Regions from separate parts of the Homo sapiens genome. Here region 2 is linked to region 1. The links are chromatin loops, found by intact Hi-C in ENCODE. Cell type or tissue: MCF 10A. All regions are shown on one strand. Links, peaks and the distances in the headings refer to the core of each region. The heading gives the core; the rest is flanking DNA.

Region 1 (12,661 bases), core at 4,662-12,661:
AGCAAATCAGAAAAACAACATATTTCCCCCAGGGCTGCTGGCTCCTGCCCCCCAGGGAGATATAGCCCTCGTGGAAGGTGGCACTCACCGGACAACATCCACTGCACCCGGCCGGACCTTGGGGTCGCTTCCCATGATAGACACGCTGGCCGCGAAGGACCCATCAATGCTGAACACTACACACTCCATGCCCCTGGGCAACACCGTGAGGTAGCTCATGGCACAGGTCTGGTCGCCCCTGAAAGAAACCTGCCTGTGGTCAGCCGTGAGGTCAGGGTCAGACGTTAGCCGGAATCCAGAGGTCAGCCTGTAGCTGCAGTCAGAGCTCAGTCTGGGTCAAGGTCAGAGAGCACCTGGGTGGCATCTCCTGATGCCACGGCTGGTGACCTCTCCCATCCACCTCTGTCCATGCAGACAGAGATGGGGGCCCACAAAGAACCCCAAGGACCCCATCCTCTAGACAGGCCTGGCTGGAAGGGCCATAGAAATGAGAGAAACCACCCTGAGAATGGCCCCTGGGTCTTACCTGACGACCATCTTCACAGGATAGACACCAACCCCCAGGCGCCGGGGCCGCGGCACATTGTATGTGATGCGACCACTGCTGTTGGTGATCTCTGTGTCCAGGTGTACCCAGCGGCCTGAGGATGGCTCTGCCATTACTAGGATGTCCACCTGCGGCAGTGAAGGGGGTCAGGGACTCCCTGAAGGCTGAGGGGCTACAGGCTTGGCAGAGGGGCTGGGCGGGGGAACTCTGGGCTGAGGTCCCTGCCTGACATTCCCTGGCTCCTGCCAGCCTGGCTCCTCATTTGTCCTTGGATACTCTGAGCCCATCCTTTCCTCCTTGCTCACCCTTCCCGGCCCGCCCAAGCAGGTGGGTAGCTCCTGGCCCTGTGCTTCCACCCCAGGCAGCTCGGCCCTCTTGACACCCTCACCCCACACGCTATGTGGCTCCATGAGGCACCTGGTGCAGGTGGAGTGGCTGAGGAGGGGAGGCCCAGCCCCAGGTACCTTCTCTCCAGTCAGAGCCACCATGTCGAGGGGCCCGTACATGAACCGCCCCACCAGGACCTGGGGGCCATCTTCAGCAGCAATCACATCATTGGCCCGGTGATTAGCCGTGACATTCTGGAAGGACAGAAAGAAGCTGGCTCAGCCCTTGCAAGGGAGGCTCAACCTTGCTTTATCATTGCAGTGTTCCTCAGACTGGCTGGAGGCATATCAGCTTGCTGAATCATGTCTCTCTACTAACTTCTGCTAGAGTTTCAGAGATGTGTTCCCAGGGAACGTGTGAGAAAAACAGACCGTGAGTCCCCCAAACGCTGTCTTCAAGGTGCACAGGGCTTCCTGCCATTGTACGTTTTCTGCTTTCGTGTTTTTTGTTTGATTGATTGTTTGTTTGTTTTGTTTTTTGTTTTTTGTTTTTGAGAAGGAGTTTTGCTCTTGTTGCCCAGGCTGGAGTGCAATGGCGCAATCTCGGCTCACCGCAACCTCCCGGGTTCAAGCAATTCTCCTGCCTCAGCCTCCTGCGTAGCTGGGATTACAGGCATGCGCCTCCACACCTGGCTAATGTCATATTTTTAGTAGAGATGGGGTTTCTCCGTGTTGATCAGGCTGGTCTCGAACTCCCGACCTCAGGTGATCTGCCTACCTCGGACTCCCAAAGTGCTGGGATTATAGGCATGAGCCACCGTGCCTGGCCCGTTCTCTGTTTTGACTCTGCTCGGCCCTGAGGGGACAACTGGCCTCACAGCCTGTGCTTATCTTCCAGATCCCCGGGCTGGAAACTGCCTGGTCACTTTTGGTTCTTTCTTCTACATCACAGCTCACATCCAACAGTATTTACTATCTGTCTTTTTTTTTAAGATAAAATTTCAAATGCACAAGCATAGAGAGAGAGAAGAGTGTAACAAAGCCTCGTGTTCCCAGCACCTGCTCCACCACTTAGCAACAAACTCGTGGCCATCCTGGTTTCGTTCTTCCCTTGCCCAATTCCCCAGCCTCGGCCCCAGCCCCACCGGGATTATCCTGGAGCAATCCTGGACGCTGCGTCATTTTATCTGTGACTGTCTCAACCTCCCTATTTTTCTTCATTTATCAATGAACTGGTTTCAGTTCATTCTGCAGCCTGTGTTGGCCCTGACCAGCCCCCACTCCCAGCCTGGCCTCCAAGACCCCAGTCTCTCCATCTAGTGACCACTCCTTTACCGCACTGGCCACATCTTCATCTCTCGCACAGCCACATCGCCTGGATGCTGCTAACAGCTCCCTAATGGAGCTCCTTCCTCAAAGGCAGTCCCTGCAACAGATCCTCTGTCTCTATAAAGCACAGCTCTACTAACACCCTCCCGGGCTCCCCACTGCCCTCTGCGTAGAGTCCGGAACCTGAGCTTAGCTTTCCAAGGCTTGCCTGAACGACCTCTTCAGTCTGTCTCCTGCTGCTCCCCATCCACACCTTCTGGTCCTTTCTGCCAGGCTCTGCAGCAGCCTCCAGGCCTTTGCTCACACCGCTGTCCCGCCCCCCACACTGGCTCTAGGTGCCATCCCTGGCCCTGGCCCTCTTCCCCCACATTCCAGCCCATTCGCTATGACTAGACTCAGCGCCATCATCGCCAAGAAACACTCCTCGGACTCCTCAAAGACAGGTTCTCAACCTCCTTTCAATTCCCATGCATTTTAATTCAATCCAACAAATATCTGCAGACACCTCATCTGCATGGGGTCCCTGAGATAAACTAGTCGTGGGCCCTGCCCTGGAGACACTCAGCCAAGTAGGGAACGCAGGCCCCCTTACAGGTGCACTGTCAGGGGAGAGGGAGCAGCTGGTTCATGAATATAAGCACCTGAAAAGATCCGGCATCCCGAGTCATTAGAGAAATGCAATCAAAACCACAATGAAATACCCCGTCACACCCACCGGGATGACTAGAATCAAACAGACAGATAATAACAGGGGTTGCTGAAGATGCGGAGAAATCAGAATCCTCATACATTGCAGTGGGAATGTGAAATGGTACAGTCACTGTGGAAAACAGTCTGGCAGTTCCCTATATGATTAACCATAGAGTTAACATTTGATACAGAAATTGCACTTCTAGGCATCTACCCGAGAGAAATGAAAACACAGGAGAAATGAAAAACACAAAAACTTATACATGGACGTTCATAGCAGCATTATTCATAGTAGCCGAAAGGTGAAAACACCAGCCTGGCCAACATGGCGAAACTCCATCTCTACTAAAAATACAAAAAATAAAATAAAATAAAATAATTAGCCGGGCATGGTGGTGAACACCTGTAATCCCAGCTACTTGGGAGGCTGAGGTAGAAGAATCACTTGAACCAGGGAGGGGAGGTTACAGTGAGTTGAGATTGCACCACTGCACTCCAGCCTGGGCGACAGAACAAGACTCCGTCTCAAAACAAAAAAAAAAAACCAAAAAAAAAAAACAGGTGAAAACAACCCAAAAAATGTCCATCAGGTAGTGAATGGATAAGCAAAACGTAGCATCTCCATACAACGGAATATTATTCAGCCTCAGAAAGGAATTTCTGACACAGCGACCAGTTGGATGAACCTTGAAGACAGTGCGCTAAGTGCAAGAAGCCAGACACAAATGGTCACATATTACATCATTTCATCGAAATGAAATGTCCAGAATAGGCAAATCTGCAGGCACAGAAAGTCGATTACTGATTGCCTGGGGCAAGTGAGGGAGTGTCAGCTAAAGGGTACAGAGCTTCTTTTTGGAGGTTATGAAAAAGCTCTAAAACTGACCATGGTAATGGTTGCACACATCTGTGAATATACTAAAATCCACTGAATTGTACTATCTAAATGGGTAAATTATAGAATATGTGGATTTTATCTCAATAAATATGTTTACCAAAAAAGAGTTGGTTCATGAAGGATTGATCTCCTTCTACCTTTTAGGACTGTTCTTGGGGTCCATGTCTGGTCTTTTCACCAGACTGGAGATGCCTACCATAGCAATGGTTGTGTCTGTACAACCCTGTGCTCCACTCTCTAGCAGAATGACTGAGACAGAGTAGGCACTGATGATCGTTTGTTGAGTGAATAAATAAATCTATGCACCTCAAACTCCTATTCATCCTTCAATACCCCACAGAGGAGCCTCTTCAGAGAAGCCCTGAATGATTTGCCCTTACAATCCTTCTTTCCATCTTTGTCTTAATCTGTACCTTCCTCTATCAAATATCACACCAGGCCATACTCAATGGTAAGTGACTGAGATCCAGGACTCTTTCTGATTCAAGTCCACATCTACTGTAGCCTGGCATATAGCAATTGCTCCATAACTGGTATCTCCTCACCAACCCTAGTGTCTTGGACTCCTGCCCTCAGGGCTCCTGTGGAACCAGGCCATGGGAAGCAACTCACACACCCTTGCAGCTGCAGTGCCTGGGCTCCATCTGAGTGTGAGCCCCAGCCTGTTTGGGTGCTGAGCTCTGAGGACAAATTGAAGCGCTTACCTCCCATGTGGATGCCCCAGCCCCCGGGCCAGCCCCACCTCCCGGAGGACACAGTCCCAGCCACATGCGAACTGAGCATGCACGCACCCTCAGCTTGACCTGAGTCCGCTTACGAAGCCACTTCTCCCGGGGGTTGGCAGGACTCAGTGCTGCAGGGTCCAGGCGGGCGCTTTCCTTGATGTTCACGCTCTCATAGCGCATTACCTAGCCAAGAGCCGAGCAGGGCCCCGGTCAGGTCTTCTGGCTTCTCTGCTTCCCTCCCAGGGTGTCAGTGCCCACCAGCTTGTGGCCAGCTGGGCCCTGCCCCTGCAACCCCCCAACCTCACAGCCTGGAACCGTCAGGAGGCCGCAGACCCCGGGACCTGCATTCCTGTCCTGATAGCTGGGGCCAGAGCAGTCTCCCAGCTGGCTCCCTTCCTGAGAGAAGTCTCTGCCCCGCTGTGCCCAAACCTGGCAGCCACCTCTATCTGTCCCCACTCTCTGCCCTCCCTCTGTTACAACAAGGTGGCCCTTTCTTAAGGCCGGCTTGAGTCCTGATCCCAGCCCCTCCTTGCTTCTTGAGGACGTTGCTCCAGCCATGCTCCCCTCCCAATCCCGCAGAGCTGATTAGACTCCCTCCGCTAGATCACTCTCCTTAGCATTCAAATACGTGTAATACTGCCCATCTTAAAAAATACTCTCTCAGATTCCTCATGCCTCTCCAGTGACCGCCACATCCCTGCTGTCCCTCACAGCAGCACTGACAGAGGACTTAGCCCATATGCTGTCACCCCTTCCTCACCTGCCCCCTCTCCTCCACCCACTCCAGTCAGGGTTCTTCTCCATCACTCCTCTACGGAAGCCATTCTTGCCACTGCCCCGGTGACTCCCACCCCGCCTATCTCAGGGGTCCTCTCCCTACACTCTCTGGGTCCTCCAACCTCAGGGATGTCCTCTTCTCTCCTTCAGTGGCTTCTCCTTCTCTCCCTGGGGGAGCTCCAGGACTCATCCCTGAACTTCCCTCTCTGTAGGAGCACCCTTAGTCTGGCACTCATCGCCAGTTGTAAATGCCGTCCAAGCTCTGATGACACCCACATTTTTATCTGGAATCCTGATGTCTTCTCTAAGTTCCAGACTCCTCTACTCCCCTTCCGTCCCAGCAACTAAGAGGCAGCTCACACTTCACACACCCAGACAGTCGTGGATGTGCCACGTGGGGCACAGGTTTGGGCTGGAGCACCCTGGCCTGGGTGCCACCGGGCTGGGGACCCACCCCCAGCCCAGCACACTCTCTCCCACCCCCAAGAACCTACAAACAAAACTCACTTTCCTCCGCCCCCTGCCCAGCCCTGCTCTTCCGCACGTGCAGGACACAGAACCACCTTAGTCACTCAAGTGGGAAACAGGACGTACTGGGCTCCCGTCTTTCTCCTACAACGCAGACAGCCACAAGCGCTCTCACCGTAATGCAAATCTTGCCACTCTGTGGCACCTCCACCCCCTGTCCTACTCCAAGCCTCCTCTCTAAGTTGGGCCCCTGCACTGGCCTCACAAGAGGCCTCATGGTTCCTCTCCTGCCGTGAAAACAGCAGCCTCAGCCTCAGGGTTTCCTTCAAAAAACACAAGCCAGTTGCTATTTCTTCCTTGCTCACAGCCCTGCAATGGCTTCCCGTTGAACCCAATATAAAACCATACCCCTGACCTTGGCCATCACGGCTGTTCATGAACATCATGACCCCTACCAGCTCCCCAGACTCCCTCCCCACCAGGCTCTCCTTCTGGCGCCGGCCTTTCTGCTATACCTTCTGTTTTGCAGACGAGGACATTGAGACTCAGTGGGGAGTGGGAACTGACTACTCCAGTCTCCAAGTTGAAACACTGGGACACTCTCCTGCGTAGTTTATATTTAATTTTCTAGAGTGTACCATGCCGTCAGCCACCCAGGAGCCAATGTCTTTATGAAGCCCATTCTCTGGTCATGTCACTCCCCACTCACGTAGGTGCTCCAATGCCTTCCTCATGCTCTTAGGATCAAGGCCAAAAGCTGAACAGTGTCTGCAAGAATAGCCTCCTCTCCAGCTGGAGAAGGGGCGGTACCCCCTTGGGGTGGCTGTGGGCAGGCCCGCGACTGCGGCAGCAGTACCTGTCTCAGGATGAAGGCCACCACGTCTGTGGACTCCCAGTAACTGGCGTGGAAGAGGTGGGGCAGGGCCACGGTGGGGAAGGCCGTGAGGACATCAGGGCAGTACAGGGCATAGTCGATCCTCTTGCTTCCCCACCACTTGGCTGTGACTGTGGGTCGGAGAGGAAGGTGAGGATGCGTGGCCGGCCCGGGGCCTCACCCGAGGGGCAGCGGGGTCTCCCATTGCACAGACTGGTGGTGGATGCCCCACGTGGGGCACGGGTTTGGGCGGGAGCACCCTGGCCTGGAGGAGGCCTGGGGAACGCGCTGCTCTTCCTCCTTCCTTCTCAAAACCCACCAGCCCTCCCCTAAGATGTGCGTGCCAAGCCCATGCCCAGGAAGGAGGGCCAGACCCACAGAGACGTCCACAGTCTCACCCAGGGCCGCCGCTCAGTGGCAGTTCCCAGTGGGCTCTGCCTGAAGTTGGCGCTGAGTCTATGTCTGGAAGGTTCAGCACTTCCTTAATGGTCAGAGGTCAGAGCCCTGTCCAGGGTCAAAGGTCAGGGCTCTGTTTGAGGTCAAAGCTCAGACCCTGTCAGGGATCAGGGGTCACTGCTCTCCTCAAGGTCAGAGCTCTGATTTGAGGCAGGGTCAGAGTTCAGGGCTCTGTCCAGGGTCAGAGGTCAAGGTTCCTCCAAGGTCAGAGCTCAGTTTGGGGCCAGAGTGAGGATCTGGACCGATGCCAGGTCTCCATCAGCAGACGCCCAGCTCTCTAAAGGCAGAAGCAAGCCCCCAGGACTTCCTTCACCTTCTCCCTATCCCAGGGCCTGCCCTCAGCAGCTCTAGCAGTGGCCCAGCAAACACCCAGAGGAAGGTTCCCCTCCCCCGAATCCAGGCAGGGCCCCAAAAGGACCTCACTCACTGCGGGAGGCACCCACGGGTGCCATGCTGTCCGAGGACTCCGAGCTCTCGCTGTGGGAGCTCCCCTCGCTCATCCTCCGTCCTGGGCGCTGGAACCTCGAGGCCTGAGGGGGCGAGGCAGGGGCATCCAGAAGTGGCGGGCTGTCCCGGGAGCTGCCCTCCAGGAAGAGGGGGCTGTGGGTGTGTAGGGCATCAGCTGGAGGGGGAATTTCAAGGTCAGGCTGAGTCACGTGTCTCCAGCAGAGCTGCCCACTCAGTGCCAGCCCCATGCTGGGAGGGAGGCTGGGCACTTGGAGGAGTCAGCCCCGGCTCTGCTCACTTGCCAGCCCAGCAGGCACCTGCCCCTCTCACTGTGCCCACCCCACCAGTCCCCTGGGCCTGAAGGGACCCCGCTGCCACCGCATATTGCCGCATTTACCTCCTTGCAGCTGTGAGTTATGCAGACACAAGCTGGAGTCCCAGCCATCACCCCTACCTCCAATAAAGCTGCAGAGGGAGCCTCTGGGACGTTGCCCCAAAAGCACCAGCTGAGGTCCCAGGAGTGACTCATAGCCATATCCTCTCTTATCCAACTCCTCCCCTGCGCCACAAAGAATTGAGGCTGCCTCTGGAAGGGAATGGGGACTCCAGCCTGAGAGCTAGGATAGCCTCAGGGGAGGGAGGGGAGTCCCCTGACCAAAGAGGGATCCATGGGGGAGGGAGGTTTCCAGCCTAGCCGACCTATTGAAGCTCCAGGCAGGCAGGGATTTGGAAATAAAGGCTCCATTGAATTAGGGGTGAGGAAGGGATGGTTTTTAATCCTGAATCGGCCCCATGCACAACTCCCCCATCCCTGACGCAAACCTCTGAGCAGGCTTAGGCTAAATTTCCTCAAGTAGGGCGTGGAGCCAAGGCTCCGATTTCCAAGCTGCTGACTGTCCATTACAGGTCTCCCATCGACGATACACTCGGTCCATGCCCGGTTCACCCCACTTGACCCTGGAGGCCACTGGCTCTTCGCCAAAACACCTGCCCTCGCTCCTGCTGTTCTCCCTGCCTGGAAGATCTCAACCCTCATCCTCTAGCTCTTCTCCACCTGCCCAAATGCACCTCCCCTCTCTGGACCCTAATCAAAGGCCACCTCTTCCATGAAGCCCACCAGGATGGCACACTCTCTGCCCTACCCCTTCAGAGTCCAGGCTGGGCACTCATAAAAAAAATAGATTGGAGCACGGATCCCTGGACCCGCCATCAGCTCTGAAAGCTCAAGTTTACACCAGCCCTGGCCACAGGAGTGTGTCCGGGAGCCTGTTGGGGGCCTCTGAGCCCCAAGATGCCTCAGACAAGCAGGTGCTTAGCACAGGTGGGCGACTCTGAAGACAGAGGAGTCGGCTAACCTTCTGTTCTCACAGCCCCTGCTCAGGTGAGTCACCCTACTCACTGAGAGCTTGGAGGGGTTGAATGGGCTGGGGCCCCACCTCCAGCTCAGCACACTCTCTCCCACCCCCAAGAACCTACCGAGGAGGAGGGACTGCCCATCGCCCAGTGGGAACCTCTGGTAGCGAGGCACGCTGACAGGCGGCACCAGGTGGAACTTGGGCTCCAGCAGTGGCTCGAGCCGTGAGGCAGAGGGGTCTGCGCAATGGAAGAAGCTGTAGACCTGGCTGCAGGCAGGACGCACCTGGAAGCCTGGGGTGAGTGGGAAGACAGAGGGAAGCCACTTTCTAGTACCTGCTCCCTGGGCCCTAGGAGGCTCCCTGGAATGCAGCCTGGAGTAGCCTACTCCCCTCTCAAGAGCCTCCCCGGGCTCCCTGCTCCCCACGGGAACAAAGCCATTACGTTCAGTTTGTCTCCCCACCCAGGAGCGCAGTGACAGGCACCCAGCACTGCAGCCGTGCTGCACAGCTGCCCTTCCCCAATCAGGCTTGCAGCTTTCCTTTCTCTGAGCCTTTGCTCAAAACATCCCTTCTCCTTGTGGGCCCTCCCTCCCCCATTTCCACGGGGCAACTCCTTTAGATTCTTCCAGTTTTCACTCAGTTACCACCTGACCTAGGAAGCCAACCCAGGTTCCTTCAGGCAGGTCAGCTGCCCCTTCCACAGGCCTCAAGGCTATAAACACTCAGTTCCCAGGCCTGCTGCTAGAGTTCCAGGTTTGCCAGAGCTGGTGGAACACTTCTCTCGCTGACCAGCAGGTGTCTCCACTGAGGCATCCACCTCATCGGCGGGCCTCCCTGTCCTCCTAGAACAGGGACTGGACCGTCCAGCATCCAGGGAGCCCTAGGGTTCATTAGCGACACTGAGGGCAGCCATGGGGTTCTGCCTCCTCGCCTCCATTTCTACCACCCACTTTATCTGTTCCATACTGTAGCTTGTCAGTAAGCTTTGGCCAAAAGCATGGATCTGTGGATACCCAAGGTGCCCTGCAGCCTCAGACGGTCTGTACTTCTGTCCTTAAGAGTCACAGATACCCTCCCCACCCCTCATGCCTGCTGGTGCCAATCGCCTGGTGTGTACATTTTAGAGGAGCAGGAAAAGGCATTCGAGGTTGCAGGTATTAGCCGGGCACGGTGGTTCACGCCTGTAATCCCAGCAATTTGGGAGGCCAAGGCGGGTGGATCACTTGAGGTCAGGAGTTCGAGACCAGCCTGGCCAACATGGTGAAACTCCATCTCTACCAAAAATACAAAAATTAGCTGGGCGTCATGGTGGGTGCCTGTACTTCAAGCTACTCGGGAGGCTGAGGCAGGAAAATTGGTTTAACCCGGGAGGCAGAGGTTGCAGTGAGCTGAGATCGCGCCACTGCACTCCAGCCTGGGTGACAGAGTGAGACTCCATCTCAAAAAAAAAAAAAAAAAAAAAGGTTGCAGGTATTGCATGAGCAAAGGCACCTGAGGTGGGCTTGGGGATATGCGGGGGTGGGTGGTGAGACCAACCTGGCAGTCGTATCTGCCTCAGTACAGGAGAAGGAGAGGGTGGGAGGCAAGAGGTTGAATATTCTGTCTTCTCTTCCCCATAGGGCGTGACCACCGGACAATGAGGCCACAAAGCAGCCAGGGGCACTTGACATGGAGAGTGAAATCCATCTGAAGCTGCCTCACCTTCGCCCTGTGTCAGGAGGGAAGCTGCTCCTCTCTCCCTCCTCTTCCCCACCCTCTCTCCTCTCTTTCCACCTATCCCAACTCTGTGACCCTCCCTGCCCCTGTCCCCGACTTCACTCTCCTCATTCTGAGGCCCTGACACGGTGGCCCTAGTGACGCACAGGCACCTCAGGCCCCAGCCCACACCATCCCTACCGTCCAGCCCAGGCAGCACCGTCCTCCGCATGGCCAGGACCAGGCCCAGTGGCGAGCCGAAGAGGAAGAAGTCGGACACATCGAAGTCAAAGCGGCCCAGGCTGACCTCAGGGAGCTGCGGCCCCCCAGCCGCCGGGGTCTCAGACTCATCCTTTAGCACGCTGGAGTGGATGCTGCGGAGGGAGGAGGACGCAGGGCAGGGCAGGTCAGGGAAGGACCGAGAATGCGGGAGTGTTCACACAGCAGCGCAGCCTGAATTCTGAGCGTGAAGTGCCCAACCCTCCATCTCTGGGGCGGGGCTGAGAGTCCACCGGCTGCACACCACCTACAGTCAGCACTGGCCACCAAGGCCTGGCTGATATTTGGCTAGAAAAGGAATCAACAAACTTTTTCTGCAAAGGGCCAGAGAGTCAATATTTCAGACGACATGGACCGTGTGGTCTCCATTGCATCTAGTTAACTCTGCCATTGCAGCATAAAAGCGCCCATGGACAGTGATTAAATATGCATGGCTGGGATCCAATCAAATGTTACTTACAAAAACAGGCTGAGCACCTGGGGCGCCTGAGCATCCTACACACTGGCAGGCCTGCCTCGTCATGCTGGCTTTGTGTTGGCCACACTGAGGATTCCTGCACTGTGTACCAGACAAGCCCAGCCTGCCCAACACTCAGCTGGCTAACGTCAGTTCTGTTCTGCTGGGATCAGGGCTTTCATCGTAATTCCTGTTCCAGGCAACCCGCAGACACAGATGCAAACAGCTTGGTCTCCCCACCCCCAGCCCCAGCCCACAGATGAAGCAGAGCTTAAGGAGAAAAATGTGAGACACACAGAATTCCAACCATTTCCAACCCAGGTGCCCACTGTCCCGGGAAGAATCCAAGTTACGTTCAGCCACAGACCCAGAGTAGGACGCTGAGAATCAGAAGGAAACCTGGGCACCTCCCTGACCTTCCAGCTAGCCATTAGCTGCAGCTTAGAGTGAATCGATTAACTGAATGCAAAGCAACTAAACTACTTGAGTCAGAGGAGAACAAACTTTAGAAAGAGCTATTGAAATCATGTGGACAAGTGCCCCACCCTCAGGAGTGAGCGAGTCTGCAAAGTTGAATCCTCAGTCTCCGCACTCCCTCCTGCCTCTTGCAGTGTGAGCATCTCACAGTGAGATGATGACTCTGATGTTTAACAATACATATTTCATGTACAGCGTGGTCCCTAAACACATGCCAACTACTTAATTGCCAAAGAAACCACCATCTGTCCCTACACCAGAGGGGAAAGCTGGCTGTGTCAGACCAGCTCCTGGAAGCCTCCAACTTCTCATCACTCTCCAAATTTGGGGCTCTCCTAAAGGATTTTTCAAGGATGAGCCAGGACTGTTGAGATTTTTCACCTTGCAAGCCTCACTAGAAGGTAGCTGCTTTTCTAAAGGATCATCTGTCAGCGGGGCTTTAAACATTCAGAGATTTAAATGTGCAGAGTCTTTGACCTAATAATTCTTCCTCCAGGAATCCATCCAAATATAATCACCCTAATATATACATTAACGTTTATGCACAAAGATGTTCACTGTAGGGCTATTTATACTGCTAAGGAATTGGAAACAGCCAAAATGCCTAATTATAGGGATTAAGTAAACTGATATCCATTCATTCGACATTATATTGCCATTAAGAATATTTATCAAGTATTTTTAATTATATCAGGAAAAGATCACAATATAAAGGGTTTTTTTAAAATAAAACGATCTTAAAAGCATGTAGAAGGAAACAGTCTCTATGTTAACAATGAGACTGTTGGCTCCCTCTGGGTGGTGAGATGATTATCTTCCAAATGTTGTAATGACCTCATGATACTTATCACTTGGGTAAGG
Region 2 (15,452 bases), core at 3,474-11,473, 51 kb after region 1:
AGCAGAAGGAGACTTTAAAAAATGTAGCATGAGCCCATGCTTCCATGAATTAAGATCAGATTGCTAATCAAAAGAATCAATCAGAGCACATGAAAATGAAAAGATGATTTTAAAAAACAAACAAACAAAAAAACAAACCCCAGGCCTGGCACAGTGACATACGCATGTAATCCTAGCACTTTGAGAGGCTGAGGCCGGAGGATCGCTTGAGCCTAGGAGTCCAAGACCAACCAAGACAACACAGCGAGACCCTGTCTCTACAAAAAATTAGGCAGGTGTGGTAGTGCAGGCCTGTGGTCCCAACTACTCAGAAGGCTGAGGCAGGAGAATGAGACCCAATCTCTAAAAACAAAACAAAATACAGAAGAGCTGACCTGCAGAATGGAGACTGATGAAGAGAAAATGGGTGAGCTGTTGGTTAGAGTCAAAGCATATTCTCAGAACCCACCAAGGACCAAGAAATAAGAATAAGAAGAACAAGGTAACGTGTGGTTAGAAAAGTCTCTGGAAGAGAAAGAAATACTTGGCCGGGCGCCGTGGCTCATGCCTGTAATCCCAGCACTTTGGGAGGCCATGGCGGGCGGATCATGAGGTCAGGAGATTGAGACCATCCTGGCTAACATGGCGAAACCCCGTCTCTACTAAAAATACAAAAAAATTAGCCAGGCGTGGTGGCGGGCACCTGTAGTCCCAGCTACTCGGGAGGCTGAGGCAGGAGAATGGCGTGAACCCAGGAGGCGGAGCTTGCAGTGAGCCGAGATGGTGCCACTGCACTCCAGCGTGGGCGACAGAGACAGACTCCGCCTCAAAAAAAAAAAAAAAACAAAGAAAGAAAGAAATACTTGAAGAAATCATGAAAAGAAGGCTTCACAGTAGTGAAAGAGCACAGCCAGGTATGGCATGACCAACAAACACCTCCACAACAAAAACCTACTCAGAAACGTCGCTTGAAATTTCAGAATACAAGGACTAAAGATGTAAAAAACCTAAAGGCTGGGCATGGTGGCAAATGCCTGTAATCCCAGCACTTTGGGAGGCCGAGGTGGGCTGATCACTTGAGGCCAGGAGTTCGAGACCAGCCTGGGCAACATGTTGAAACCCTGTCTCTATTAAAAAAAGAAAGAAAGAAAAAAAAATTTAAAAACGTAAATCTTCAGGAAGAGTAAAAACCATATTACTCACAAAGGAATGAGAATCAAATTTATCTCAGACTTCTCACCAACATCACTAAATTCAAGAGGCCATGGAGGAATAGCTGCAGAGATAGTTGGGAACGTGATAATGGAGGCAGATAAGCTCACATTCAAATGAGCAAGCAAAATAAAGACATGTTTAGCAATGCAAGGACCTAGAAAATTGCTATCCACAGTTCCTACCTGAAAGAATTACTAGCAGAGACATTCTAGTGAAAAGAGAAAGTAAATCCAAGAAGAAGTCAGGAAATTGAGGAAGTAGCAGTGAGACCTATATGCTACAAAGGGCAAATTTTACTGAATATAAATCATAGCTCAAAATACTTAACCCAAATAGAATGAGAAGGAGGGGGAGGTGGCGGAGGAGTTGTCACTGCCAAAGCCACCATGATGAGAAAACAAAACCCTCCCCAAAAGTAAAACAGCAAAACTAATCATTAAGTTGAAATGAGAATTGGCAACATGAAACCAAATGGCCAGGGGCCATGGGAGCTGGGGAGTTAGGAAGAGAAGGAAGAAAAAAGGTACAAACATCCTTCCCTGTTCAGGGATAGCATAGATAGAGCTACTGACTTAATCCAAACCCTGGTAGAAAATGCCAGTTTTTATTTTTAATTTTTTTTTTTTTGAGACAGGGGCTCATTCTGTCACCCAGGCTGGGTTGCAGTGGAGCAAGCATGGCTCACTGCAGCCTTAACCTCCTGGGTTCAAGCAACCCTCTCACCTCAGCCTCCAGAATAACTGGGAACACAGGCACATGCCATCACACCCAGCTAGTTGTTTAATTTTTTGTAGAGGTAGGAGTCACTCTCTTTACCCAGGCTGGTCCCAAATTCCTGGGCTCAAGCGATCCTCCCACCTCGGCCTCCCAAAGTATTGGGATTACAGGCATGAGCCACTGTACCTGGCCAAAAATACCAGTTTTCAAATGTATGTTAAAACTGTACGTTTCTAGAACTACAAAAAAAGGAGGTATATAAGAAATTTGATGGTGTCAATAAAAAACAAGAAAAGGGGAAGGAGAAAACTGTATTGATAATATCTTTAATTTTATAGAGAATTTATAACCCAACATATACAGTATATAGATAATGTATATATTTTTTAACTCATAAGGAACATTCACACACCCACACTAGACCAGGGTTTAGACAAGAAAGAATTTCAAAAAGATATCACGTTAGGGTCACATTGTCCGATCATAGTGGAATCAAATTGCTAATTAACAAGAAAAAAATCTATTTGTCAGGATTCTTGTACATGGCTCTCAACAGCTCTTTGGGTAAAGAGGAGAACGTGGAGGTTTTGAACTATGTAGACATGATGGACAGTGAGGGGGCTACTTATCCAAACCCTGTGGAATGTGTCCAACATGGCTGGATGCAGGTTTTCTGGGGACTGAGGTTATACAAGTTTGGGGTCCCCTTTTAAGGAAAAGATTATCCCCCCAAAAAAGCTTACTTTTATAAATTTTACCAAAAAAAGGTAATGGGTAAAAAAGCAAAAAAAAAAAAAGGTAACCTTGCTAGGACCCTCCCTTGGAAGGGAACAGTGCGTGTGTCATTTAAAAAATAAGATTAAAAAGCTCTTATCTCTAGAAATAGAAAAGCACAAATCACATAAATTCCAAGGAAGTAGAAGGAAATAATTAATGAAATAAAAGCAATGTTAATTTACAAAAACTAAGTAGAGAAAACGGTAGACAATAGAACTGATTAATAAAAGTAAGAGCTATTTCTTTGAAAAGACCATCGAAATAGGTAAGCCTTTGGCAAAACTTACTAAGAATGAGAGAGAAAGAGAAAGATGGAGGGATGGGGAAAAACACAAATGAACAATGAGGGGAATGAGAAAGAAGTCATAACTTTCGGAAGTTAATTGTTTTCAACTTGATGAAGGGCATTTCTGGAATCCTAGGGCGAGGGCCATGTTTGTTGGTAAAACATTGGAACGTTTCCATCACAGCACTACAGTCAGGATCCAACCAGAAAGCCCGCTACCGCTTGTCACTCTGCATTGACCTGGAGATCCCATGCAATGCAGTTTAAAAGGAAAAATAAGAAAGGAGAGTAAATGCTGGCAAAAATATAACTGTTAAGATTTGTAGGCCGGGCATGGTGGCTCATGCCTGTAATCCCAGCACTTTGGGAGGCCATGGCGGGCGGATCACGAGGTCAGGAGATCGAGACCGTCCTGGCTAACAAGGTGAAACCCCGTCTCTACTAAAAATACAAAAAATTAGCCGGGCGCGGTGGCGGGCGCCTGTAGTCCCAGCTACTCGGGAGGCTGAGGCAGGAGAATGGCGTGAACCCGGGAGGCGGAGCTTGCAGTGAGCCGAGATTGCGCCACTGCAGTCCGCAGTCCGGCCTGGGCGACAGAGCGAGACTCCGTCTCAAAAAAAAAAAAAAAAAAAAAAAAAAATTAGCTGAGCGTGGTGGCGGGCAGCTGTAGTCCCAGCTACTGGGGGACTGAGGCAGGAGAATGACGTGAACCTGGGAGGCGGGGCTTGCAGTGAGCCGAGATAGCGCCACTGCACTCCAGCCTGGGCGACAGAGTGAGACTCCGTCTCAGAAAAAAAAAAAAAAGATTTGTAAACAAGGCTGGATGCAGTGGCTCACACCTGTAATCCTAGCACTTTGGGAGGCCAAGTCGGGCAGATCACTTGAGGTCAGGAGTTCGACACCAGCCTGGCCAACATGGTGAAACCCCATCTCTACTAAAAATATAAAAAGTAGCCAGGCATGGTGGCGGGCGCCTGTAATCCTGGCTATTCGGGAGGCTGAGGTAGGAGAATCACTTGAACCCAGGAGGCAGAGGTTGCAGTGAGCCAAGATCACACCACTGTACTCCAGCCTGGGTGACAGAGCAAGACTCTGTCTCCAAAAAAAAAAGAAAGAAAGAAAAGATTTGTAAATGATGTGATGCTGTAACTAGAAAAAACCCAAGAGAATCAACTGACAAACTATTAGAACCAACAGGAAATGTCACCAAAGTAGCAATATTTCAAATATATAGCAGACTAATAATTTACTTCCAGAATATATATGAAGATCTCCTAAAATCCAATAAAAAGGATAAACAATCCAATAGCATATTGGCAAAAATTATGTTTAAGAAATTCAGAGGAAAGAAAATATGATCAGTCAACACATTTATGAAAAGATGTTCAATCTCACTAGAAACTGGGTAAAGACAAAGCAAAACAAGAAAACGTTTTTACCCGACCATTACATAAAATGTTGAAGTTTGATAATATCAAATCTGGTAACACATTGTGGGGAAATGGCTAACTTAATCCATGGTTGGTGTGCAAATATAAATTTGCACTGTTTTTTGGAAAACCATTTGACAGTATCTATTGCAATTTTCAGTGCTTATACTTTAAACCCATAAAGCATTCTTATAACAATGAAAGATTCCAATGTCTATCACTGCAGAATGGTTAAATAAATTATGGTACAACTATAGTAGAGAATATTATAGTACAGGTAAAGAGAACAGAGTGAATCTATATATACCCATATGAAAAGCTCTCCAAGATCTTCTGTTAAATGTGAGGGAAGAGGTAAGTTGCAGCACTAATGTCTAATACCATCGACCTCTAGAGAGATACGTTGATCAACTCCACAAGGAGGTCTGTAATTGAAGGAATAACTAAAGGAGACTTTGGTTTTATTTGTTGTGTTTGATTTTTTCCAATGAGAATACATTTAAGAAATCAGGTGGATATTTATAATGTTTGTAGCAGCATTATTCATGGTAGCTAAAACGTGGAAGCAACCCAAACGTCCATCATCAGATGAATGGATAAACAAAATGTGGTATATCCATACAAGGGAAAGTTACTCAGCCCCCAAAATGGAATAAAGTACTGATTCATGTTGCAAGATGAACGAACCTCGAAAGCATTATGCTAAGTCAAACAGGCCAGACACAAAAGGACAAATACTGAATGATCCCACATATGTAGGGTACCTAGAGAAGTCAAATTCATGGAGACAGAAAGTAGAATGATGTTTACCAAGGGCTGGGGAAAGGAAAATGGGGAGTTGGTGTTTGACGGGCACAGTTTCAGTTGCAGAGAGTGACCAAGTTCTGGAGATGGTTGGTGGTGATGGTTGCAGAGCGATGTGAATGGACTTAATGCCACTGACCTGTATACTTAAGAACCGTTAAAATGGGCCGGGTGTGATGGCTCACACCTGTAATCCCAGCACTTTGGGAGGCCGAGGCAGGTGGATCACTTGAGGTCAGGAGTTCAAGACTAGCCTGGCCAAGATGGCAAAACCCTGTCTCTACTAAAAATACAAAAATTAGCTGGGGGTGGTGGCGGACGCCTGTAATCCCAGCTACTTGGGAGGCTGAGGCAGGAGAATCACTTGAACCTGGGAGGCAGAGGTTGCAGTGAGCCAAGATCACACAACTGTACTCCAGCCTGGGTGACAAAGCGAGACTCCGTCTCAAAAACAAAAAAAATTGTTAAAATGGTAAATTTTATGTTATGCATATTTTACCACAATAAGAAATGTTACACAAAAATAACAAGACAAACAATTGCAAAAATAATAATAGTATAATAAATAATAATATTTGAACAATTGTAAAATAATAGTAATAACAACACGCTTCTGGGTGTTCAGCTGGTGCTGAAGGATCCCTTTCCATTAAAAAAAAATATATATATATACTGGGCAATATGTTGCCAAAAAAGATAAATATATAACCAAGCTTAAAATAAAAAATGTATAATACACAGTGCCAGAAACAAAAAAGGAATCCAGAGACGAAAGCAGAAGCTGAGATAGAGGAGATCCGTGAATCCCATGAGTCAGACGAATAAAGAAAGAGGCTCCAGGGCCAGAGCCTAAAAACCACACTGTGAACTCCACCAACCTGACCTCAGCCTGTGGATGGCAAGGAGCTGATGTGGCACCCACTTTATAGCAGGGACACTTGAAGGGCCATTCCATCCTTACAGGAACTTACAAAAAGAACCTTCTTTGCGGAAGCGGCAAAGAAACCATTCACAGACAGTGAGAGAGAAAATTCACACATGAGTAATTAAAACCCTAAGCCTGTGCCACTTCTGGGTGTAGGGTCTAAATTTACACCACCCATGTAGAATGGAAACTCTAAACTATAAATTTAGCCTATAAAATATTCAAGATTAGTGAAACACTCAGGCCCAGCAGGAAACAAGGCCGGTCTTTATGAGGACATTTTCCCAACCTAGGGCACAAAAGACTTCCCCCAAAAAGAAAAGAGAGGTATGTGTGACCAAGATGAGTTCACAATCACAAATGAGAAAGAAGACCCATGAGGTATATTTAGTGTGCGCACACACACACACACACACACACACACAGAGCAGAATTAACACCCTTGAGAACTGGAGGGATGAGAGCAGTCTGAAAGTGCTGATGAAATATATGACTTAAATGGTTAGGGAGAGAAAAGGTAAAATACAAAACAGAATTCAGGCTTAAAGGGAAGAAGGTTGGCTCCATTTGGAATTTGTGGAGCATAAGGAGTCTTTAGGACATCCAGGTAGAGGTTAGCAGGAGGTTACCAAAAATGCGAGTGTGGAGCCCAGAAGAAAGGTCCTGGCTGGAGATAGAGCAAGGAGTTGTCATCGAGGTGGCTGGAGCACCCATGGAGGCAGTGTGACTGGCCAGAGCGTCCAGCATGAGGCAGGGGAGGGGGGCCTGGAATGAGTCCTGTGTCTAAGGGCAGGCAACTTGAAGAAGACAAGAGGATCTGCTCTGTCTATGCCACCAATTTCCATTGCATTCCTTTCCAGGAAGAGTTCACGGATCTTCCTTTCCCCAAGATACTTCCCAGAGCCTCTCAGAGCCTTGTCCCAGCCTGCCTTACTGCATAGTAACCCCTGGCTCTGATCTGTCGCTTCCACTCTGCTGCAAGCTTCTCAGGAATGACAAGGCCATCCTGCTTGTCTTTATTCCCCCTACATTGAGCACAGGGTTGAGCCCCTGTGATGGCTCCATAAATGATTATTGAAATGAATGTGTGTGTTCTGTCATGTTGTGGGAATTCACATTATGAATTCACACGAGAATGGGACTTGGAAGGAGCTGGAAATCCAGCTGGTTTCCTCTTCCTCTTACCCTCTCTCCTCTCTTCTTCCCGCTCCCCATTCTGTACTGGGAGGAAATAGTACCAACCCTCGGACTCAGGTAAGCACTGCCCTTCATTCATGAGCATCAGGAAGCATTTGTGAGGGCTGCCACTTGTGCAACATTGGTCATGCTTCTCCCCCTTCCATCATTATAAGAATGACCTGCTATCGAATGCACTTTGCAAATATCATCTCATTTAATCATCACAGCTTTTTTACTAGTCCTCCACTCTGCAGATGAAGAAACAGAAGACCAGGGAGGTGATGTGACTTTTCCTGACCACACAGCCATGGAGTGGCATGGCTGAAGTTCAAACCCAGGCCTCTCTGACTCCAGCACTGCAGCTTCTGCCTCTGTCCTGGACCTCCCGCTGTGCTTCCTCGTCCCCTGCCCTCCAGTGCCCTCCCAGCTCACTCTGCCTCTTGCTCACCTGACCGACTGCCCTTAGCTCTCACTGGGTCTGAGTCATACATTCTTTAGCAGACAAGTGGGGATGGGGGATGGGAAGGGGATGGCCAAATGGATGGTACAAATCCATATTTGTCTTTTCAAGGCTACAAGCACTATTGTGGGGCAGGACCTAGAATCCATGACCCCTTCTAGGCCCCCTCTGGGGTTCTTGGGATGAAGGAAAGAGCAGCAAAGGACCCACTGGCAGATACATGGCTATGACGACTGGTAAGTTGTCTCTGGATTGCCCTTGGGGGCCAGAGTCAGAGCCCCCCCTTCTCGTGGATGGGACAGTGGTACAGGGTGCCTTTCCTTTCAGACTCATGGTTCCTTGAGCCTGACTTTGTTGGGGCCCAGAACTGTGCCAAGCCTTAGTCCAGTCCGGGAGGTGAAGCCCTGGACTGGGAATCAGAAGACCAGGAATCTGAGCCTGATGTTGCCACCAGCTTGGGGGACTTTGGGCAAGACGTGGCTCCTCTGAGCCTGGGTTCTTTGTTGGTTAGATGGGATGACCACACCAGGCCTGCCCATTTCTCAGGATGAGTGCTTTGGCAAAAGGAGAGCTCTGAACCAAGGAGGCAAGGATGGGGATGAGAAAAGGAACAGGAACAGGGCAAGATGGTCACTACCAAGGCAGCCGTTCCCGTGGGCTGGGCCAGGACCATCTCACTGAATGCCTCCTGAGAGCATGGCCTTGCCCACTCGGCAACTCTGGGCCAGAGCACGACTGCGAATGACAGGAGCAATAGAGGAAGGAGAAGAGAAGATGAAGAAGAAATAAAGTAGGAGGAGTGGTATGTGGGGTGGGGAAGGAGGGATGGAAGAAACCAACTTGAGGGTAACAGGTACAGAGGTTAGCACCCTGCATCCCAGATGTGGGTCTAGCCCTGGCTCTGCTTCTCACTCCATTGTAACATTAATCAAATACAGCCCTCAGCTGAAGATCTCTGAGCTCAGTTTCCCATATGTGAGCTCAGATTTTACGACATCTTCAGCCACGTTGTCCGTTTGAATTTTAAAGCCTTGCCCCATTGCTTCACTGTCAGGAGCCCTTCCTGGATCCCCTCTCCTGCCTCCTGAAAGTCATGCCTCTCCCTTCTGAGCTAACACCCTCAGCTTAAGCCTGATCCACATATCTTGACTTATACGTGTCACACATCACAAGACAGAGGCCTCAGATGAATCACCTTTGGTTGCTCCTGCCAAGCACTTATACACAGTAGGTGCTCAATGAGCCTGTTAGTGATGAACAATAGCCAAACAGATGGATAGATGGATGCCAAAAAGAATCAGCCTGCTTTGTAGGCTGATCAAACTCCTGGTCAAAACTCTTCTCCATAGAAAGCCTCCTGGATTAATCCCCAGCCATATACTCCTTCTTCAACAACTCCACCAAAGGAAATCCTGATTCTCACTGCTGTCCTTCTCTCTCCCCTTAGACCTCAGCTCCTGTCCTGCTCAAAGGCTCCTCCAACTGTCACCCTCCTTATTCAGCAGATTCCAATACCAAAGACCTGGCAGTCCAAGGAGCTTGGACCCAGGCACCTGCCATTAACCACCCGTGCCACTGGGGTAGTCATTCTGTGGACAAAGGAAGCTCTGTTGAAGTAGGCTGGAGCTTTTATGCCACAGAAAACCCCACAGAAGTCCCCATGAGAGTTCCTGTAAGTGGCAAAATTCAGGGATGCTATGAAGGAGGAACCAAGGCAGATAGACTCTTCACAGAAGGCCCAAGCCCCAGCCCCAGTCACCAGCCCTACAGCCCCCCCTGCAACACACCTATGTGCACATCCTGGTCATGAGAGAAGCAGAGTCTCACCTTGATGCTCGTCCAGTTTCCCCATGGTCTCGATCTGCTCCACGAGGTCATTGGAGTTCCACTGGCTCATCCCAATGAGGATGGCATTCTTCCCTTCAGCCATCTCCTCTGTGGGAAGAAGCAGCGGTGAGCAGAAGCAGGTGCAGCTAGGGATAGGTAGCCCTATCAGGAGCTTATGTCTGAGGGACATTTTCTCTTGTCCTATTTCTTCCTTGAGTTGAGGTACACCTCAACTCTTGAAGGTGTCTGTAGCTAGACAGTTACAAGACTTGCAGAGATTTATCATTGAAAGAAGGTACTGTTGTACCCTACTGGGCCTCCACGTGCAACAGCAAAAGAAAGTAACAAAAAGCCTGAAACCCCATAGAAAGTACCATTCCTAGCACTGATGGCAGTATCTCTTGAAAGTCAGTGTGTTTGGGAAGAAAGAGCAAAACCTTGTCATTTGCAAGCAGTTTTTCTTTAAATTACTGACTTCTCTGACCCTCGATTTTCCCATCACTAAAATGGATCTGGCCACAGAGGTGTTGTGAGGATTAAATGAGATAATGGATGTAAAGGTCTTAGTGCAGAGGAGGTGCTCATAGATGAGAGCAATCATGATGATGTCATCACATGAGAAGTAACTCACCACCAGGAGTTGAGTGGATGAGGATTTGTGTGCTGCAGAAGCAGCTCTGGAGTAACTGGAGGAGAAGAAACCTTCCGGTTCTAAGGAAGCTTTGACTTGTATGGAACCTTTAGCCCCCATCTGAACTTTATGACCCTCTTAATTCCTCCATTCTCTCCCACTCCTCCCCTCAACCCTGTCTCTATCCTTGTTCTTTCCTTGTCTGAGCATAGTGAGTCTTCTGGGAGAAATCAGTGGGGCTATATTCCATAACCACGCTGAATACAAGGCCCTGGGTCCCACACATCAGATACACACATCTGGTACCATCCCTCATCCTACAAAGGGACATTTCTTCAAAGACAAACCCTTAGGCATGTGTGCTCTCCTCCCCATACTTTGCCGAAAAACAGATGTGCCTTTCTGGTGAAGAGCTTTGTGCCCTCCCTCGCAGAACAGACATCAAAGGGTGTTGAGGACAATCTCCAAGCTTATGATAATTAAGAATAAAGGGTTGAGATCCATTTCACTGCCAAAGAACTTTACCTAGCAGAAGGAATCAATATGGTGCATCTGAAGCTTTGGGAGCTGTCCAGAGTTCTGATTCACTCAAGAGCTCAGTTGACCAGACCCCCAATTCTGGTTAGGACATCTCCTCCTGTCTTATTTTATGTATCTATTTGATTGACTTAACAACACTTATCTAACCGTTACCATACACTGAGATTATTATAAGTGCTTTACAAATATTAACTCGATTCTCAAAACAATACAAAAAAGGTAAAATTGTTATTATCTCCATTTTATAGACAAGGAAACTGAGGCACAGAGTAGCTGAGTAATTCTTGCCCAAGGTCACTGGCTAGAGCCAGGATTTAAAACCAGGTATACTATTTCAAGAGTCCTGAAATCCTGCCATCCTGATAGCCTGCCCTGGACATCCTGTATTGGCTGCCCACACTCCAGCCAGGCACCACACACATTCGGACAATTTCCTGAGCCCAGTGTGTTCCATCTGGGAACTGGTTTATTCTGTGCTGGGCAGGGCCCTGACCAGGTTCCAGTGCAGATCCTGCTGCATGTGAGCTTTGTGCTTTTCCACACCCTCCACCACTGTGTCTGCTTTCCTATCTTTTAAACAACAATAACGACTCAGGGTCTATAGCTCTGTCTAGCAAGCTGCTGTGGGGACAAATAATATAGCAAATTTGAAAATACGACGCAAGTCAAGGTGCTGTAAACAAATATGAGGTGATATTATTCTTCGGGAAGCAGAATTATGAAGAGGTTAAGAGCTCAATTCTCATGTTAGATTGATTTTTTTCAATCCTGGACCCACCATCTGCTAGCAATACAACTGCAGTTTCCTCATCTAAAAGTGATATCATCGTAGGGCCTCTGTCATTGGATTGTTGTGAGCATTAAGTGAGAAGATGCAGGTAAAGGTGTTTGTAAGAGTGCCCCACACACAGTAAAAGCACAGGCTGAGATGCCATTGCATGATGGTATCATCATCACCAGCACCACCACCACCAGTAGGAGCATGGGTGTTATGCCCCACACTCACTCTTGGTTCCACTCCTGCTGTTGTTGGCCCCTATGACATTCTACCCCAGCTGTAGAGTGAGGTAATCAGGATCAGCCCAATTACCACCTTGAGTTCTTTGTCTCCTGGTTCAGTTACTCAAGCATGGAGCTATCCATTTGTTCATTCTAGCATTCAATCTACGGTGAATAGATTCCTGAGCACCTACTGTGTGCAGGGTGAGACACAACCTCCCTCCTGCTGGAATCCAGTTTTGTGAAAAACATGATAGAAATACCTCTGACATAAGCTAAGAGAGCCAGGTATGCAGCAGGCACTCAGCACATCCTAGCTTTCTTCTACAGTGCCATAAGTCCTGTCCCAGTGGTTTATGCAAGGCTACTGGAACCCTGTGGGGTCTCCCAGGGCTCTGGAGGTCTGAGCATGCCTACTCCTGCATGGCCCAGGCCACTTTCCTCTTTTTCCTAATCACCAGTATAACCCTGCTCCATCTTTGGCTTTTGGGCTTTTGTCTGTTTCCGATCAAATATGTCCTTCTCTACCAGAGTCTCACCGTGCTTCTCTCACGCTTTACATCTGGCCCTGACTCACTCAGATCTGAGCTCTCTGGACCCCTTTCTATGGGTCTGTGTCTCTCTTGGTCCTTGTAGTTCTCTTTGCCTCTCCCAAGCTCTCCCATGCTGCCTGCCACATCCGTATCTCTCTCTGGGTGGAACACGTATGCATTGCCTTGCTCTCTTCTCACCCCAGCATCTCTCTCTTTCCTTTCTCTGGGTCTCATCTTATCAGGCTGGGTATGTCTCTTTCTTGATCTCTCTCATTCTCTATGGATTTCTCTTTTGTCTCTCTGGGTCCCTGTCCTCAGGATCTCTCCAGCCCCCTGCTCCCTAAGGGTGTTCTCCCTCCCCTCCCTGTTCTCTCTTGCTATGTGTGTGTGCACGTGTGCACGTGCATGTGTGTGTGCATGCATGTGTGTGCATGCATGTGTGAGTGCATACATGCATTGTGTGCATGTGTGTACATGCAAGTGAGTGTGTACATGCATGTGTGAGTATGTGCATATGTGCATGTGTGTGCATATGTGTGTGGCCCTCTCTCCCTCCTGCTCCCTCTCACTCTCTGCTTTATCTTACCTTCTCTGGCATTCTCACACTCCCTGCCCCTCCGCCCATCCCTGTCTCTCTGCTGCTCTGTGCACCCTCCCAACTCCCCAACATGCTTTCTCTCCCACACTCAGCCTTTACGTCTTCACTCTGGCAACAATTGGCTTGTCCCCTGAGAAGCAACAAGAACACACACACACACACACACATACACACGGAAGCAGCAGCAGCAATATCTCCTTTTGGAGCCATTCAGGCAAAGAGGGGAGCTGCAGGGCTCAGCTTGAAGTCTTTGCTCTGCTTCCCACATTGTAGGACATGCCTCCAACAGGACCTGTGGAGGCCACAGCGTGCTCATTTGTATAAACGCCCTGGTTGATTTTGCTTTTCACCTTCTGATGACTGTCTCCTGCATGCTAATTCTCATCCTGGTGACCTCTGCTTCGGACATGGTTTTAGCATGTACTTCACCCTACTGAGACCTGACCCAGCTCTGATTAAGCTCCAAGCTGAGCCTCACCCACTGTCACAATAGCCCTGGCCTTGACCACAGATTGACTCTGACCCTGACCAAAACCTGGTTATACTCTACTCCTGTAAGCACAACCTACAATGCCATAAGGAAAGCCTTTCTTCCTATCCTGGAGCTTCTGTTTCTACTGTTGACAGGACTCCAGAGTAAAGAATCTCTTTGTCTTGGCCAGGCGCAGTGACTCACACCTGTAATCCCAGCACTTTGTGAGGCTGAGGCGGGCAAATCACAAGGGCAGGAGTTCGAGACCAACCTGACCAACATGGTGAAACACCATCTCTACTAAAAATACAAAAAATTAGCTGGGCGTGGGGGCGGGTGTCTGTAATCCCAGCAACTCAGGAGGCTGAGGTGGAAGAATCGCTTGAACCCGGGTGGCAGAGGTTGCAGTGAGCTGAGATCGTGCTACTGCATTCCAGCCTGGTGACAGAGTGAGACTCCATCTCAAAAAAAAAAAAAAATCTCCTTGTCTCATGCCAGGAAAGCTTCACCTCCAGCTCATGGAGCCGAGGGCTTGGTCACATTCTGCAGATGGCCCATCCAGTACCACTCATCATCAGGCCCACAACATGGATTTCTCCAAGGACCTAGATATGCATTGCTTGGGGCTCTGGACCACAAGATTGCTCACATTCACCTTGCACTGCCTACCACATGCCCCCATGGCCCCCCTATAGCCAATACCATGACTCCCTCTTCCTTGTGAGGGGCAGTCCCCACACAGCCCATCCCCAGACATGTTGGGGCTGGTTCCATGGCGTTCTCTTTTCCACTTCCCCTCCCCCAATGGGGGAAAAGGTAGAGGGAGAGTGGGGGCCTGTGGCACACCTGTGCTTTGCTTCTGTGATGGCTCCTTGGCCCAGGAATAATCACGCAGCTTCCCACGGTGACATCCTTCCACTCCCTCCAGGAGACAAACAGTTCTACCCTTGCCATTCTACAGATGAGGAACCTGAGGCTCAGAGACCCAAGACTTGCCTGAGATCAGAGGGCAGACAGTCAGTGACAACTATCATGGAAACCTGGTCCTCTATGCCCAGAGGACACATATCATTTTCTTCTGTTCCCCCTTCTCTCACCCTTGGGGTTGGAAACTGCCGGGAGGCTGAGTGATCACAGGGAAAGCTCAGATCAAAATGAGAAGGCTTGGCATGTGCCCCCCATTCTCTGTGAGACCTGACCCTGACTTTGAAATTTCGTCTGTAAAATGGGATGATTTAGCCGTGCACTACCTTCCTCTCCCAATTGCTATGGGAAACCAGGAGTTAGAGGCACAAGCAGATTCCGCAACACAGAACCCAGCTCCTCAGGCCCCAGCCTCCCACCTTGGGGAGTGGGGGAGGGGAGGACCAGCCAGGCTGGCCACTGAGAGAGCAAGAAACCAAGGACACAAAAGACATGGGGGTAAATGCAGAAAGGAGGACTCCTCCAGCTTCTAGCTCAGAGAGTTCCCTTAGCCCTGCTGAAGGAGACAAGTCTTGTGCTTTGCTCTTGATCCAGCTACCCAGTGCCAGACGTGCCCTGAGAGTAAATCCTAGATCCACCACCACCACCACCATACCCAGCCCATTCCTGGCCCTGATGGCATTTTTGTCTCTGCAACTGTCAGGGCCTGGCCTGCTTATGCATATTCATGGAGGGAGGGCTATTTAGATGCTGGAGGGGGTTGGGAAACCGAAAGAAAAGTATTTCCCATTCAAGTGAGGGAATGGACCTGGACACCACAGCCAACAGAGCCTTGCAAGGCCATGGGGAGCCTCATTGACAGATCCTTCCAGGTGAAGCCCAGCATCCTCATTTTACAGGTACAGAGCTGTGCCACTGGCCCACGGCCATGCAGAACCTCAGGGGAAGGGCTGGGCCAAGAATCGAGATCCTGCCAATTAAAGGCACTCCCAGTAACACTATCTCCTGGCAGTTAATTTCATGAAACCACCTCTGTTTGTACCTAGATGTTTGCTGGTACAAATAATTGGATATTGTTCCAATTATTTCCAATATCCAAATAATTGGATTATTCTTTCCATCTAAGGTTAAAGTGAAGGATGCAGCTGATATTTTC

What was found. A loop is a pair of places that touch in the nucleus more often than their neighbours do. Peaks named below come from ENCODE experiments on the same cell type or tissue, not always from the same donor. Only the 100,000 strongest peaks of a DNase experiment are listed, where the experiment ranks them.
Region 2: it touches region 1 in a loop (11-fold over the local background); 2 of 110 quality-filtered maps call a loop at or near these places.

Annotation. Positions count from the first base shown.
Region 1 is chr17:6,463,644-6,476,304 of GRCh38, forward strand. PITPNM3 (PITPNM family member 3) reads right to left here. Exons shown (of 20, transcript NM_031220.4): 10 at 10,789-10,961; 11 at 9,014-9,184; 12 at 7,518-7,712; 13 at 6,617-6,765; 14 at 4,582-4,698; 15 at 1,012-1,128; 16 at 527-675; 17 at 89-238. Among named protein-coding and RNA genes, the nearest start is that of PIMREG, 26 kb to the left of the region's middle. RefSeq lists enhancers at 52-603, 6,171-6,671, 7,704-8,227, 10,414-11,006, 11,007-11,598 and 1 more. In MCF 10A, for the core only: CTCF peaks have their summits at 8,035 and 9,677 (motif pointing right); DNase peaks (open chromatin) are centred at 8,118 and 9,688.
Region 2 is chr17:6,515,757-6,531,208 of GRCh38, forward strand. It overlaps PITPNM3 (PITPNM family member 3), which reads right to left. Exons shown (of 20, transcript NM_031220.4): 3 at 9,600-9,707. Among named protein-coding and RNA genes, the nearest start is that of PITPNM3, 33 kb to the right of the region's middle. In MCF 10A, for the core only: no CTCF peak of the experiment used is centred there; a DNase peak (open chromatin) is centred at 7,795.